2 separate regions of the Homo sapiens genome follow, and region 1 is linked to region 2. Evidence: read pairs that join two places in POLR2A ChIA-PET (ENCODE). Cell type or tissue: MCF 10A. All regions are shown on one strand.

The links. Peaks named below come from ENCODE experiments on the same cell type or tissue, not always from the same donor. Only the 100,000 strongest peaks of a DNase experiment are listed, where the experiment ranks them.
Region 1: POLR2A ChIA-PET joins it to region 2 with 6 read pairs; 9 of 35 experiments call an interaction of 5 or more read pairs at or near these places.

The regions. Positions count from the first base shown.
Region 1 is chr11:112,095,703-112,098,202 of GRCh38, reverse strand. It overlaps SDHD (succinate dehydrogenase complex subunit D), which reads right to left. Exons shown (of 4, transcript NM_003002.4): 4 at 2,409-2,500. Among named protein-coding and RNA genes, the nearest start is that of SDHD, 10 kb to the right of the region's middle. In MCF 10A, no CTCF peak of the experiment used is centred here; no DNase peak of the experiment used is centred here.
Region 2 is chr11:111,941,562-111,944,061 of GRCh38, reverse strand. The region is part of intron 1 of DIXDC1 (DIX domain containing 1); the gene reads right to left. Among named protein-coding and RNA genes, the nearest start is that of DIXDC1, 5.5 kb to the right of the region's middle. In MCF 10A, no CTCF peak of the experiment used is centred here; DNase peaks (open chromatin) are centred at 1,041 and 1,831.

The sequences.
Region 1 (2,500 bases), 150 kb before region 2:
CAGTGAGCCAAGATCGCGCCACTACATTCCAGCCTGGGCCACAGAGTCAGACTCTGTCTCAAAAAAAAAAAAAAAAAGATAAAGTTTCAATTACTTATCGTGGCATATAAGGTCCTCTACAATCAGTCCCTCCCTGTGCTGGGTCATACCAAACTACATATCATCTTTTGCTTGATCTGCCATCCTCCAGTCAACCCTACACCTCATCCCAGCTTCCCCAGCCACTGTCAGCTCCTTATCTTTCAAAACCCAGGTTACAAATCTTCTCTTCCAGGAAACTTGCAGGCAAATCCTTACTGCACCCTTTGTTACATCACAGCGCATGACGTGCTTCACCATCACTGCACTTACTACACCGTATTGCAGTCATTCTTCTGTTGCCCCAATTAGACTATGAATTCCCTTCAAAGGCAGGTAAAATTTTATCGTTATCCACAGTACCTGGCACAGTGCTGATTACATGAGGTACTTAGTATCTATCAAATGAATGAATTAATGTTTTTGACTTCTACAATACCTTTTGAGATTGACTCCTACTTCCACTGCTACTCTCAAAGTTCAGGCCCTTTATTCTGTCTCTATCCCCTCACATGTCCTTCTACCTCTAGCTTATTAACCCACCTAATGGTACCCAAATTATTTCTAAAGCACAGTTCTGATCATGTCCTGCTTACCGTCAGAAACTACTATTGCTGTTAGCCCTTGGATTTTTTTTTTTTTTAAAGAGACAAGATTTCACTCTGTCACCTAAGCTGGAGTGCGGTGGTATGATCATAGCTCATTGTAACCTCAAACTCCTGGGCTCAAACAATTCTCCCACCTCGGCCTCCCAAGTAGCTAGAACTACAGGCACATGCCACTGCCAGTGATGCCCGGCTAATCTTTTTTTTGTTTTATTGTATTTTTGTAGAGACAGGGTCTTGCTATGTTGCCCACGCTGGTTTTAAACTCCTGGCCTCAAGCAATCCTACTGCCTCAGCCTCCCAAAGTGCTGGGATTACAGGCATGAGCCACAGCACCCTTCCGGAATCTTGCCTCATTTTCCAGCAGCTCACAGCAACCTACTGACTTCCCAAAGACAGCTCAGCTCCATCCTAATGACCAAACCAGCAGGGACATGGGGCAGGCAGTGCCCAACCAGCCTCCACTCCAACTTCGTTCACCATCTAATGAAGCTTATTAGCACTAGACAGCCTTGTATATCTAGGATCTGATGGTACTAGAGATAGCTATGGATTCCCATATTATCCAGAGTCACTGCCATCCCCATTTTGACTTTATGGAAGACTCCATTTCATCACTCCACTCTACAGCAGCAGTATACTGAGAGCTAGGGAAGGGAAGGAATGACACTACAAGGTGGGGAGGGGATCGTCTATAGAGAATTTTAAAACAATAAAATTGACTTTTAGTCCATTTGTTTTTTATCATCATCAAGCATCAGCAATTCTAAACAATGTCAGAATATTGTTTATATATTCTCTCCCACCAGGGTGGACTGGTCCCACCACCACTATCTGTTGGTGTGCCACTGCTATTCAGGCATCACCCTCTTTTGAAACCTTTTACCCACCCCAAAACAGAATTAATCACCTCTTCCTAAACCCTAATGCACACTTGAGTCTCTACAAGACCACAGGCACATCAAGGAGAGCATGTCTTTAACCCCTAGTACACATTCATAAACACATACTCTTCCTTTGCCTCAGCTTCCCAGTAAGGTCCTTGGTGAGTAAAATGTGCTTAGTCCCAGTTACTCTATATTGATAGAAGACAGCATCATGCCTTACACTCAACTCTTAGACCAGACTAAATACACATAGAACATAATATGAATTCCAAAGGCTGGTATTCACAGAACACCATAATCTGGACATAGTTCTTATTCCTAAATACTAAACCTTATACTCTGTTTATACCAAATTACTTATACACTTGGTATTTTTCTGCCTATTACAAGTCCTTTTTGTTTTCCAGTACTTTGTGTCTGATTTACCTAACTGCTAAGCCCCAGAAGAAAATTTAAACACTCAATTTTGGCTGGGCGGGGTGGCTCATGCCTGTAATCCCAGCACTCTGGGAGGCCAAGATGGGTGGATCACGAGGTCAGCAGTTCGAGACCATCCTTGCTAACACGGTGAAACCCCATGTCCACTGAAAATACAAAATATTAGCTGGGCGTGGTGGTGGGTGCCTGTAATCCCAGTTACTCGGGGGGCTGAGGCAGGAGAATGACATGAACCTGGGAGGCGGAGCTTGCAGTGCTCCGAGATCACGCCACTGCACTCCAACCTGGGTGACAGAGTGCGACTCCGTCTCAAAAAAAAAAAAAAACCCAATTTTGTTTTCATGCTGTGGATGCAATGGACACCTAATTCTAATGAATAAAACTACTGATAGCTAATATATAAAAGCATAGAAGACACTTTTATTATATAACATTTTATTTAAAAAAATTATTTTCATAGAATACATTTTCACATTAGAGATTCCCATTGTG
Region 2 (2,500 bases):
CAGTAAACACCCTATTGTATTTCTTTTCTATTAACTCTTTCAGCCCTTTACTGAACCTGCAAAAGCTATTTGTTCATTGAATTTGATGGCTAATTGGGTACAAATAAAGTTCACAAGTAAAAATATCCTTGAATTTCTTCTTCCTTTCATGGACAGGTTCTTTGTACAGAAGTCTCCCTTACCCATAGTTTTTCTTTCCACAGTTTCAACCACCCATGGTCAACCACCGTCTGAATATATTAAATAGAAAATTCCAGAAATGGGCCAGGCGCAGTGGCTCATGCCTGTAATCCCAGCACTTTGGGAGGCTGAGGTGGGCGGATCACGAAGTCAGGAGATCGAGACCATCCTGGATAACACGGTGAAATCCCATCTCTACTGAAAATACAAAAAATTTAGCCAGGCGTGGTGGCACGCATCTATAGTCCCAGCTACTCGGGAGGCTGAGGCAGGAGAATTGCTTGAACCCGGGAGGCGGAGGTTGCAGTGAGCCAAGATTGCGCCACTGCACTCCAGCCTAGGGGACAGAGCAAGCCTCCGTCTCAAAAAACAAAAAAAAAAAAAAAAAAAAAAAGAGAGAAAGAAAATTCCAAAAATAATTCCTAAGCTTTAAATCGTAGCCGGGCGCGGTGGTTCATGCCTGTAATCCCAGCATTTTGGGAGGCTGAGGCAGGTGGATCACCTGAGGTCAGGAGCTCGAGACCAGCCTGGCCAACATGGTGAAACCCTGTCTCTACTAAAACTACAAAAATTAGCCGGGTGTGGTAGCACATGCCTATAGTCCCAGCTACTGGGGAGACTGAGGCAGGAGAATCGCTTGAGCCCAAGAGGTGCGAGGTGGAGGTTGCAGTGAGCTGAGATCACATCACTGCACTCCAGCCTGGGTGACAGAGTGAGACACTGTCTCAAAAAATAAATAAATTGAAATCAAAATTTAAAAAATAAATAAATTGTCCAACACTCTGAGTAGTGTGATGAAATCTTGTGCCATCCCACTCTGTTTCACCCAAGACGTGACTCATCCCTTTGTCCAGCATATTCAAGCTGTCTGTGCTACCCGTCATCTTCTTATTGGAACGACTGCCAAGGTATCGCAGTGCTTGTGTTCAAGTTGCCCTTGTTTTACTCTATAATGGCCTCAAAGTAAATTAAATTTGTGGGTAGAAAACATGAAGAGAAACAGGCTCCGACTGATGGCAGTCAGGTTCAGTACCATCCACGGTTTCAGGCATCCACTGGGGGTCTTGAGATGGATGTCCCTTGGATAAGGGAAGATTAATATATTAGTATTCAGCCCAGTGGTCAAAAGATAATATATCAGAAAGTAAAGAGCTAAAGATTTTCTGAAAGATATCATCTCCTAAACTTATTTTTAAATTTCCATCAGTTATGAGTCCCCAAACACTCTCTGCTCCTTCACAAGTACATGTTACAAGGTAAGTGCTCAATAAATGCATGTGAATGAATGGATGAATGAAGTATCACTCTATGGTCTAGGGGTGTCCCTCATCCTAGAAACAGGAGATAAGAGCCCACCCTCAGGGCCTGTGGAATTGGTTCTCTATTGCCTTACCACATCTAGCTAATATCCATGACCACTTTAATGGAGCTTGGTTTGGGGGAATAACAAACAAGAAAATGCATTCAGGAAAGTGTCAGTTTTAGCCTTTGGTCCTTACAGCCTAGACAACAAGGCCAATCATGGCAGATGAAGCCTTTCTAGTGTTCCCTAGATCCTCTGAACCGCCTCGGGGAGTGGCACCTGGCTAACAGTGCCCTATCACTGCTCCACATGCCTGGCCAACTCATCACTCACCACGAGGAACATAAAGCTGCCTGATAGCCTGCTGCCAGGGTGCATCTGTTTAGCTGGCATTGCCTCCTGTGGGAATGAAGCCAATGAGCCTGGGTGGGGAGAGGAGAAATCAGGCAGGATAGAAAAAAGAAGGTTGGGGAATCTGGTGCTGAGTTGCTCTGTAGACTTAACAAGCCTTTAATTTCTACAGCAAAGCACAGAGGAGTTCATTGTGAAAATGTCTGGAAGCCTCTAATTGGCCCAGTGTTGACGCCACCGCTACTCTATGGAGGGCACAAGGCCTTTAGGAGCAATGTTTCACTTTCCAATCTTCTTCCTCACTCACTCTATGTCCCCCTTATGGAGATGAGACCAGACTAAAACTCTTCGTGGGTGTGTGTGTGTGTGTGTGTGTGTGTGTGTGTGTGTATTTTGTTTCGTTTTGTTTTGAGACAGAATCTCACCCTGTTGCCCAGGCTGGAGAACAGTAGCAGGAACATGGCTCATTGCAGCCTCAACCTCCTGGGCTCAAGTGATCTACCCACTTCAGCCTCCCAAGTAGCTGGGATCCCAGGTATGCATGCCACCATGCCCAGCTCATTTTTTTTTTAACTGTAGAGACAGGGTCTCACCACGTTGCCCAGGCTGGTCTTGAACTCCCGGGCTCAAGCCATCCTCCTGCCTCGGCCTCTCAAAGTGCTGGGA